2 separate regions of the Homo sapiens genome follow, and region 2 is linked to region 1. The links are chromatin contacts, found by Hi-C in ENCODE. All regions are on one chromosome and are shown on one strand. Each heading gives the region's core, a stretch centred on a gene start or an enhancer-like site at or near the end of the contact. The rest is flanking DNA. Distances are from core to core; before and after follow the strand shown.

The links. A loop is a pair of places that touch in the nucleus more often than their neighbours do. Pooled maps may share reads with other maps.
Region 2: a pooled map shows a loop between it and region 1 (9-fold over the local background). The contact joins the enhancer-like site here to the promoter of GPR155-DT in region 1. A Hi-C loop is called at or near these places in 2 of 37 single-sample maps with no recorded cell type and 8 of 50 pooled maps.

What each region holds. Positions count from the first base shown.
Region 1 is chr2:174,484,499-174,490,296 of GRCh38, forward strand. It overlaps GPR155-DT (GPR155 divergent transcript), which reads left to right and starts at 2,890. Exons shown (of 3, transcript NR_183819.1): 1 at 2,890-2,918; 2 at 3,537-4,416; 3 at 4,510-5,798. GPR155 (G protein-coupled receptor 155) reads right to left here and starts at 2,531. Exons shown (of 16, transcript NM_152529.7): 1 at 2,375-2,531. RefSeq lists silencers at 2,046-2,228, 2,492-2,671 and enhancers at 2,082-2,151, 5,322-5,421.
Region 2 is chr2:174,036,664-174,042,461 of GRCh38, forward strand. No RefSeq gene overlaps it. Among named protein-coding and RNA genes, the nearest start is that of LINC01960, 14 kb to the left of the region's middle. RefSeq lists enhancers at 501-1,001, 1,002-1,502, 3,258-3,552 and a silencer at 3,154-3,554. Within about 2 kb of position 3,313, at least 29 of the 41 ENCODE cell types and tissues checked have a DNase peak (open chromatin) inside an H3K27ac peak, as active enhancers do.

The DNA.
Region 1 (5,798 bases), core at 1,640-4,139:
TATTTTTTAACCAACAGTTTAAACTAGCAGAAGTTCAGTGGAGAGTCAAACAGATTCTGAGCTTTATGGTTTATCAACTCATAAGTTACTTAGTCTTTCTGAACCTTTGTTTCCTCAACTGTAAAATGAGAGTAAAAACCTCCCTATAGGGATCAGTCATAGCAGCTCACGCCTGTAATCCCAGCATTTTGAGAGGCCCAGGCAGGTGGACTGTGTGAGCCCAGGAGTTTCAGACCAGCCTGGCCAACATGGCAAAACCTTAGTCTCTACAAAAAATTAGCTGAGCTTAGTCATGCGTGCCTGTTGTCCCAGCTACCTGGGAGGCTGAGGTGGGAGGATCACCTGAGCCTAGGAGGTCTCTGCAGTGAGCCATGATCACACCACTGCACTCCAGCCTGAGTAAGACCCTGTCTCAAACAAAGACCTCCTTAGAGGGATATTGTGTGGATAGAATATTTTATATACAGCTTATCACAGAGTAGGCCTTCAAAAAACGGCAGCAATTGCTATTAGGAACTGTTGTCTTACTACTAATAATGATAAAAAAGTAAACATGTTAGTTCTTCAAACATAACTGGTAAAAGATCCACCAACTAAAAAAAGAGGGATGGGATGCGTCATAAATTTATCAGTTTTTGTTTTATACCAAACAATTAAGATAAGTTGAATTTAATTTGGTTTGATAGTAAATGGTTAACAGTGAAGGCAGAGCTCTTCATTTTTCTCAGGGTGATGGTCAAATAGTTGTAGCAATGTCCAAGATTAACTTTCAATTCGTTGAAAAATTAAAAAACAAAAAAACAAAACAAAAAAAAGGGCCGGGCGCAGTGGCTCACGCCTGTAATCCCAGCACTCTGGGAGGTCGAGGCGGGCGGATCACCTGAGGTCGGGAGTTGGAGACCAGCCTGGCCAGCATGGTGAAACCCTGTCTCTACTAAAAAGACAAAAATTAGCCGGGCTTGGTGGCAGATGCCTGTAATCCCAGCTACTCGGGAAGCTGAGGCAGGAGAATCTCTTGCACCCGGGAGGCAGAGGTTGCAGTGAGCCGAGATCCTGCCATTGCCCTCCAGCCTGAGCAACAGAGCAAGACTCCGTCTCAAGAAAAAAAAAAAAAAAAAGCAATCTGCCCCTCCCCATGAGGTTTCTTTTAACGTTTCTCAGTATTATAAAAGAAATACCTGCTGAGGTAAAGTCAAAATAATCAAAATGACTTTAAAAGTTTCATTTCATCCTAATCTTTTTTAAACGGGAAGATAATATGCTTTCTAAAGCATATTTTAAAATGAACAGGAACCACAGCAAGGGAAGTTTTAAAAAAAAAATTACATCCAGCCTTTTTATCTATAAAAACAAAGCTTGTTACAGAACAAACACGTTCACAGTAAAAGACCACTCGCTGAGGCACGAACTGAAGAAATGCTACTGTACTTACAAACCGCTTCTAGCCACATCACATTTGGCTTAGATCACATAAACGAACCACTGATACTGTAAATAACTGCTATTAAGTGAAAATGCGGGGGGAAGGCGAGGGTTGACTAACTTCATAGAGAAAGCTTTAAACTCTCAGGCTATTTCTCAAACATCCAACATCCTTTATCCCGTGGGATAAGTGTAATACAGTGTGGTACTATTAGAGCACTCTTCAACATTAATAGTCGCACCATTCACCCACTCCTACCTACTTGCAGGGCGCCAAATGTCCTCCCTAGAGACCCAGGGTAGGGAGCGCTGAGCACTGCCTCCTTGCCTCGTCTGCAGGGACAGACTGTGGCCCTCCAAGATAAGGGGCGCAGAGAGTTCCTAACCGAATAGGCTGCTCGGAGAGCAGCTGCCAGCCAACCCCTGGGAAGGCAGCTGTGGAAGTGGAAAGGCAGCCAGGGGTCTTTGCCTGGCGTAAGAAAAAGGTGGTCGCTAGTCTTCCCAGGGCACGGGAGTCACAACGTCATGGTAACTAACATACCCCAAAAACGGGTAAGGGAGAAAATTTGGCGCAGTGCTCCAGGTGCCTGGGCAGAAGCCTTCGGAAGGGCCAGATACTGAGGGTACCCTCGGGATAAAGGGAAGAGTCTAAGAAAGACAGGGTGGACGCCCGTGCAGTGAGGAGCTTCCCAAACTAGGGATGGCAGTTCTGTCTCCGGAGGGGACGAGACACCCCCTCCCCCGCGCGAGCCTTCCCGGGTGATCTCACACGTTCCACAGGCAGGCGCTGCGGGGCAGAGACAGCAGGTCCAGACAACGGGCCGCGGGGCCAGGGCGCAGAGGGTCGGCGGCTGCCCACGTGCCCAGGCCTGAGGGGCAGAGGCAGGGGTACCCCGTGCCCGCAAGGGAGAACCAGGACCCAGCAGGTCCGCGCTCCAGGGGCCCCTCTCACCTGCTTCGTCTGCAACCTTGGAGTGGCGAGGAGAAGGGAGCTGGTGCTCGCAGGGTGCCAAGCAGGGAGAAGACCACCGTCATCTCCCGCCCCCAGCCCTCTTCGCCGAGCGCAACCGGGTGCCAGCTGCAGCAGCTTAGGCACGTTCCGATAAAGTAAGGTGGGGTAAGCCGATGCGGCCCTGTCAGCTCAGCCCCTCGCCGGCCGCGAGGCCCCGCCCCCGCCCCGCCTTCAGGCCCCGCTCCCTCCCAGCCCCGCCTTCAGACCCCGCCCCCAGCCCCGAACTTCCAGCAAGACGGGCCGCTTCCCGCCCTCGAGCCCCGCCCATTTCCAGGAGCCTTGAGCCCAGAGTCTCCGTCCCGCCCTCAGGCCCCACCCACAGCCTCGGGCCTCCGAGCCACACGTTCCCCAACCCCGCCTTCAGTCCCCGCCCCCTCCTCCAGCCTCGGAGCCCCAGGGTACCCGGCCCCGCCCTGCCGGCTGGGAGCCTCCCAGCCGCGATCCTCCGGGGCGGGACTTCCGGCTTCCCTGCTCCCACAAAATGGTAGCCGCCGTGGGGGATGTCCAGTTTTTTTTCCTCTTCCCAAGTACAGACGCAGAGCAGACTTGTCTTTCCGCTTAACCTCAACCTCGTGTGATCTGCCAGTTTCGCTCCCGGTTAGCCCAGGACTTTTTATAGCATAGAGTTTTAAAGCAAGGGCTTAGAATCAGACCTGGGTCAAAATCCTGCCTTCCACCTTCACCAAGGCAGTGTGACCTTGACGTTCCTACATAAGAGATTAAAATGTAAACCCTTAGCCCTGAGCTTGTTTTAGAATCTGGGCCCCGTCCATGACTGCTTCTATTCTATTGCGGTACGGGGGTGGGGTGGGGGTGGGGAACTACATGCATGTCCACTCAGTATACTGAAACTGGTTACATTGATGGAAAACTTCCAAAGCTTCTTGAAATAAAGGTATTGAAACTATCCTCACAGGGTTTATAAGAATTCTGGACAAAAATATAATTAAGCATTAATCAGGCTACACTTTGACCCACTTCCTTGTAACCCGAAAGTCGGGTAGAGCTAGATAGTACATTTGTATCCCGTTGTCCCTATAGATAGGCTTTCTGATGTTAAGAGTCGTAAGGCTTTTTAAGAATTGCTTAAAATGTTTTTCAGACGCCAAATTCCAGCGAAACAGCTGATGCCAGCCAGCTTGAAGACCCCTGCCACAGAAGAAGGGAATCAGCATGAGAATACAGCTTCTTCATCTCGCTGTCCCATGACTTCGCCCTGTACTCTTCAGCCAATTAATGATCTCCACACTTGGGACCACTCTAAAACCCTTAAGAACCTGAGACTCAAAGTCCTCCTGGAGACGAATTTGAGGTTTCCTCCTATCTGTGTTTGGTGGCCCTATGATTAAACCTCTTTCTCTTCTGCAACCTGGTGTCCCAGTGTATTAACTTGCCATGGGCATCAGACAACAAACCTATATATAGTATCCCAAATATGGTGCTCCACTTTGAAACCTGAAGAAATCCTGCAATTGAGTTAGCCTTTTGAAATAAAAATTATTTCAAATTTTAAAATATTTATATATGTTTCCACTTAAGATATCTACAAGCATTTGTTTACAACCTTTTATCTTGCTTTGCATCTTAAACATTTCTGTATGGCAATTTCCGTGTCTTCCTATCATCTCGGCCATCTTAGTGCAAAGATACAAAATTGTGTGGCTTATTAAGAAAAATTACAGTAAGCTAAGGGTAGGTTAAAGGATCTGAAACTTAGCAGGAAAAATGAGCAGAAATTAAAGCTATAAAAGGCATGGATCCTGCTCCAGTTCTCTTTGCTTCTCCTTTGTTCTCTGTCTTCCTCACTTTTAACTGCCTTCTTTGTTTCCCTTGAACCTGACTACTTAAAAAAAAAATTGAAGATCTAAATTATCTCAAGGCTAAAAGGATTTTTGTTTAGGAAGTATGAAGATTAATTCAATTAAATAAATACTTATTGAGCATTGACTATCAGGGGAATACTGGAAGATAGGCCTGCAGAGGTAAGTTACGGTCAACCTGTAGGAGGTTCCTTGGGTTAGTTTGAACCTTATCCTTTGGCCACAGTAAAACATGTAACTTTTCTTTCCCCACAGGAACATGTCAGAATGATCACACTATTTGTGGGTGTGTAATCTGGAAGCTGTACCATGATTAGTTGAAAGAGAGACTGAAGGCAAGAAAAACAGTGTGGTGACTTGGAGAAGAACCAAGACATAAGGAAATGAAGACCTACTCTTGGGTGATGACAGTAAAAATAATGGAATAGGCCTGAGAGACAGGAAAAGGGAGAACTGATGAGACTCAGTTACTGATAGGGCTAAAGAGGAGGAAGGACAGGGCAAGGTGGCTCACGCCTGTAATCCCAGCACTTTGGGAGGCAAGGCAGGAAGATCACTTGAGCCCAGGAATTCAAGACCAGCCTGAGCAACATGACAAAACCCCATCTCTACAAAAAATACAAAAATTAGGCTGGGCGCAGTGGCCCAGGCCTGTAATCCCAGCACTTTGGGAGGCCGAGGTGGGTGGATCACCTGAGGTCAGGAGTTCGAGACCAGCCTGGCCAACATGGTGAAACCCCATCTCTACTAAAAATACAAAAATTAGCCGGGCGTGGTGGTGTGCGCCTGTAATCCCAGCTACTTGGGAGGCTGAGACAGGAGAATCGCTTGAACCCGGGAGGCAGAGGTTGCAGTGAGCTGAGATCGTGCCATTGCACTCCAGCCTGGTGACAGAGCAAAACTTGGTCTTTAAAAAAAAAAAAAATTAGCGGGGTGTGGTGGCACACACCTGTGGTTCCAGCAACCCAGGCAGCTGAGATGAGAAGATTGCTTGAGCCCAGGAGGCGAAGGCTGCAGTGAGCCAAGATCGCACCACTGCACTCCACCCAGAGCAACAGAGTGAGACCCTGTCTGAAAACGACAAAAAAAAAAGAGAGAGAGAGAGAAGGAAGGATTTAACAAGCTTATGTATTTCCTCATCCATTAAAATAAAGAAAAGAAATTGAGCTAGAGAGCTTCTAGTATCCTGTCCAGCCATAAAATTTCGTTGTTTTCTATTATTCTGTTACCTGAAAATGAAAGGAAGAACTATTTCAGTGGGAGAAGCAGTTTCAAGGAGAAAATAATGAATGTGGTTTTAGACCTCAAATCTAAAACCTTGAGAAATTTTCTAGTTCAGTTTTCTCTCTTGAAGTTATCATCCTCTCCATCTGAGACTCTAGGAGATTAAGCAGTTGGTCTAAGAACACTCAACTAGTCCATGACAGAGAATGAGAATAAAAGCCCCCCCGTCCTGTAAACAAACTTCTCATAAAGGCATCAGCACATGTATGTAGAGATTTCCGGTAGACCCCTAGGGAGAAAACAGAAAAGAGAGAGAAAGA
Region 2 (5,798 bases), core at 2,063-4,562, 450 kb before region 1:
TATCACTATGCCTGTGTTCCAGTAACTCTTACTTCACTTAATTGTTCTATCTTGTTATTAGTTATTGTTGCTAATCTCTTACTGTGTCTAATTTATTAATTAAGCTTTATCATAAGTATGTATATACAGGAAAAAACGTAGCCTATGTAGGGTTCAGTACTATCTGTAGTTTCAGACAAACACTGAGAGTCTTGGGGTGAATTCCCTCCATGAGGGGGGACAGGTGTACTCCTCTTATTTATGCTTCTCCATTGCAAAGCAAGATGGCATCTCTCTAGGCAACACCTGGAAGCCAGGGTAACTTTTTGGTGACAAAGCTGAGCCTAAATAGTCTCTGCTGTACTTCCAGTGTCTGTGAGAATTACAGAAATAGGTCACTGAACCTTTTTAAAAATAGAACTGACACATTTGGGGAAAGCATTTTTTCTGCTGAGATAGCACACAGTACAAGATGAAATGATCCCTAGAGGGTAGATGAATTTAGACATTTGGTATTAAAAATAAATAAATAGTCTTAATGACTCACAGGGAACATAGCACCTTTCATAAGAAAGGTCTCTAAACATTGTTACCTGAACAGACCACAATAAATTTCTAATATACAAGGTACAAGCCATTGCCAGCCCCTGCCCACCTACACCTGGCAACAGCTTTTGATGGGAAGAGAAGGGCCACATTGGCTGTGGGCAGTTCCCTCAGCAATGCCAGATGTCCTGTCTCCCTGGGTTTGCTTGATCCCCTCTTAATTTCCTACACAGCCCACCAGCTCACCCTTGGACAGGCATATGGCTGCATAAGAGGCAAGAAGGGGTAGGGTTACCACACTGCCTGCGAGCATCTCCACTCCAGCTCTTCCAAGGCCTTGACCGCTTTGTGTTAGGGCAGCCCCAGAATCCTTTACCCAACGCTCCCCATGAGCTGTCTGGGACCCCAGATCTGCCTGTGCGGGGCCCTTTTCCACTTCCTCCTGAGCCATCTTCAGAAAGCTCCCTCTGGCTATTGCCCAGCCCCTCTTCACACCCCCTGCTGCCTTCAGGAGCCTCATGAATCCACAGTGGACCTCAGGTCTTCTTAAGAGATTCCTAAGGAACTCCCTCCCCTTCCATGCTGGGCTCTGCTACTGAGAAGAGCAAGGTCTGCCGGCTGGAAGGCAGGACCTCGGGGTACTGCGGGGAAGATGCTTTGATTTAGTCCAAGAATGGCAGGAGAATACCAAGAGGGATTGGCTGTCCCAGAAGTGGGGCGTGAATGGAAGCAAGGGGTGAAGTAGAGCAGGGGCAGGGCCACTCGCCTTTTAGGAAGCGTGGGCAGCAGGGAGAAAGGTATAGGGCTGTCACTACCCAGGTATCAGAGCAGTGGCTCTGGGAATGTGGGAAATAGGAGGGGACAGAGGGACAGGTATAAGACATTCTTCAGAAGTAGAACCCACTGAAGATTTGGTGACATAGAGTTGGCACCAAGGGAAAGACGAGTCACAGATGCCATGCAGCACCTTCTAACAAGAACTCAGCTCCTTTCATGATACAAGTGTCCATTCCATAGGAGTGTACTGAGTGCTTACTTTGTGGCAGATACTGCTGTAGACTCTAGAAATGACATGTAGCTACTACCCAAAGGGAGTTTTAATTCTGTTGGGAGAAAGGCAGGCAATGCAGACAACAAAGTAAACAAATAAAAAAGATGATTTCCCATGGTGACAGATGCTCTTGGAAAATAATTTGGGCCGGGGGAATTGTGGGATCGGGAGGACTTTTCAGAGAAAATGACATTGGAGCTGGATAAAAAGAAGGGGCCAGTCCAGGAGAAGCCAGGGCAACAATATTCTAGGTAAATAAAAGAGCCTCTGCAAAATGCCCCAAGGTAGCATCAACCTTAGCACACTTGAGGAGCAGAAAGAGGACCACTGTGGCATGACAAAAAGAATTTTGCAAGACTAAATTGTTTTCTGACCTCCTGCAGAGCTGCCGTTGAAGCCTTACTAACTTAGAGTTTCACCTCTGGTTTCTAGACACTACAAGCCCTTCCCGTTTCTCTTTTCTCTTTCTCTCCAGACCAGCTACAGCAAGGAGGGAGATCAGTAGCCTTAAGACCCCATGTAGGACTTAAGAAAGGACTGGAACCAGTTCAGTCCTCCCAGAAGCCAAATGGGGAGGGGGTCCTGAGGCCAGTCTGGCTCCCTTTTTCAAGAATGTGGTTCTTAACCACCTTTGAGCTATGAACTCCTATAGCAATCTGATACAAGCTGGGAAAAATTACACACACACATAATTCTGTACACAACCTCAGAGAAAGCACATTGTAGACCTTCTCCTAAGGTCGCTACTTTGGCAGTTCTTTCAAAACCAGTCCATTTTCTCATTAAGGCTGTGTCCCTTTCACAGAAGAGAGGATGTGTGAAAAAAAAAAACACCTTATAAACAGCAAATCAACCTATTAATACAGCCTATAAATACAAATTCTTGTAAGATATAGAATAGATCGGTCGGGGGTGGTGGCTCACGCCTGTAATCACAGCACTTTGGGAGGCCGAGGTGGGTGGATCACGAGTTCAGGAGGCTGAGACCAGCCTAACCAACATGGTGAAATCCCGTCTCTACTAAAAATAAAAAAATTAGCCGGGCGTGGTGGCGGGTGCCTGTAATCCCAGCTACTGAGGAGGCTGAGGCTGGAAAATCGCTTGAACCCAGGAGGCAGGGGTTGCAGTGAGCCGAGATCATGCCATTGCACTCCAGCCTGGGCGACAGAGTGAGACTCCGTCTCGGAAAAAAAAAAAAAAAAAGAAAAAGAAAAGAAAAAGAATAGATCTTCCATAGAGATGCATCCACATATAAAATATAACCATAATAATGGTGGAAATATATTTACACAGTGTTTTTACTTTGCAGCACACATATATCATTTTATCCCATTGAAATCCTTGGCACATGGTTAGGGAAGACATTGTTCCATTTTATAGATGAGGACACTGAGGAAGAGAGGGCTAGGTGGCATGCCTGCAATGACAGGGCCGGGTGGCAGCAGCACTGGGACAGGAACCAAGGTCTTGTCACTCCGAGGCCCAGGCTTCCCAAGAGGCACACGGCAGGGCAATGCCATCTTGACCTCTCTTTGAAGTCTCTCCATGGCCTTACGCAGGACCTGGAGGCGCTCACGGCAAAGGCAGTGTTTGTGCACGCACACTTGGCCCACATCAGCCTCCTGGTGAGAAACAGAGACACAGAGGAAATGATGTTTTCTAACACAGGGAAAGAAGCACAGGGCCTGCCTTCAGAAATCAAGGTTGCGTAGACAGAGGGGAACTTTTTACTAGGGCTTCCTCTTGGCCAATTAAACCTAATGACTCATTTCCTTTTTCTTCTGAAAACAAAACAGCATTTTCTCCTACCGTCCTGAAGGAGGAGAAACCTGGAAGATCGCCACCTAGTGGCCCAGACCATCAAGATCGTGGCTCCTTCTCCCCCTGCTACCCCGCCCCCACTTCATAGGCCACCTTGCCTATTAGAAAACTGGACCCATACCCCTCACCATGCAGCAAGATAATCTCAAATGGATCAGAAATTCAAACGTAAAAAATGAACACAAACAAGTATTAGAAGACACATCGGTGGACTTCTTTATACCCTGGGTGTGGGAAGTCTGTCTATGATTCAAATCCCAGACGCAAACCAAAGGGCCTCTGGGCGCTTGCTCCTCCAGCTAAGACAGGAGTTGGGGGGGAAAGGGGATGTGTGTGCAATCTTCACCTCCATGTGGCATCTGCCCTACCCCATTAGAGCTAAGTGACTGTCCCCAACCTGGGCTCCTGGGATCAAGCGGAGGGAAACAGATAAAAAACAATTAAACTGACTGGGCCCACTGCCCCCTTTGCCTTCTTGGCAGACAGGAAAAGAGGTCTCAAAGCTGTGCCTCACAAAAAGGAAGACACTTAAGATATCAAGGGGCATGGAGCTGGGCACAGTGGCTCCCACCTGCAATCCCAGCACTTTGGAAGGACAGGCAGGAGGATCCTTTGAGTCCAGGAGTTTGAGACCCGCCTGGACAAAATATTGAGACCCTGTCTCTACAAAAAGTAAAATAAAATAATTAAAAATTAGCCAGGTGCAGCACTGCATCCCTGTAGTCTCAGCTACTCTGAAGGCTGAGGCAGGAGAATCATTTGAGCCAGGAGGTCGAGGCTGCAGTGAGCCAAGATCACACCACTGCACTCCAGCCTGGGCCAGAGTGGAAGACCTTGTCTCAAAAAATAAAATAAAATAAAAAAGTAGTTTTTTTTTCAAATAAAAATTTTAAGAGAGGCATGGAAACCCAGTCCAAGCTCAGCCTGACACCAAAATGAATGCTTTGCTAATGAAAAATAAAATACTCCAACGGCATAAAATAAAGTATTAATAAATTCAACAACTTTAAAAAAACCTGCTGCATGGCAAGAAAATTGGCACATTGTGAGAAATATTTGCAACATTTTCACAGAAACAGGTTAATCTGTAATATTAGGAATGTAATGAACTTTTAAATATTGAGGGGAAAAGGCCAAAACTTGATAGAAAATTAGGCAAAAGGCGTGAACAAACAGTTCATACACACAGATACAAAAATATGTAGATGGACCTTAAAATACAGAAAGATGTTCAACTTCACTCATTATGTTATAAATATATATTAGAACTACATTGAGATACCAATCTTTATAAAATTGACAGAATTTCAGAAGTTTGACCATGCAGTCCATTGGCAAGGCTGTAATGATTCTCATAATCATTGGTGGGAATGCAAAATGATACACCCCTGTGGAGGGAATTTGGAAATATCTAGCAAAACTATATATGCAATTTACCCTTTGACTCAGTAATACTAACTCCAGGAATTTATCCTGAAAGTACACTTCTACAAATATAAAACAACGTATTTATAAGGTTGTTCACGGAGACATTACTTAAACAGCAAAATATTAGAAACAATTTCATTCAATTAGGATAGTAATTGAATAAACTGTGATGCAGTCACACAATGGAGTACTACACAGCTGACAAGTGTTGAGGAATATTTCTCTGAATTAACATGTAGTAATTTCCAGGATATGTTAAGTGAAAAAAATTAAAGTACTAAATAATGGATATATTATGCTACGTTTTTTGTATAAGAAAGAGAGATACAGGAAGAATAAACCAAAAACAAGTAGTTGCCTATAGGGGATTGGCAGGAATGGAGTGGAAGTAATAAGGATGTGAGTTTACCCTTTCGTATTAGTCTGTTCTCACGCTGCTAATAAAGACATACCCGAGACTGAGTAATTTGTAAAGGAAAGCGGGTTAATTGATTCATAATTCAGCATGGCTGGGGATGCCTCAGGAAACTTACAATCATGGTGGGAGGGGAAGAAAACACGTCCTTCTTCACATGGTGGCAGGAAGAAGTGCCAAGCAGAAGGGGGAAAAGCCCCTTATAAAACCATCAATCTCGTGAGAACTCACTCACTATCACGAGAACAGCAGCATGGGGGTAACCACCGCCATGATTCAATTACCTCCCATCAGGTCCCTCCTACAACTCACAGGGATTGTGCGAACTACAGTTCGAGATGAGATTTGGGTGAGGACACAGCCAAACCATATCAAATTCTGAGTATAGTTTTTGATATATAGTTATATATAACTACATATATAATTTTATATATACATATATATATAGTTTTGACTTTTGAACCTTGTAAAAGTTTTACATATTTAATTTTTTTTTTTTTTGATGGAGTCTCACTCTGTCACCCAGACTGGAGTGCAGTGGCATGATCTCAGCTCACT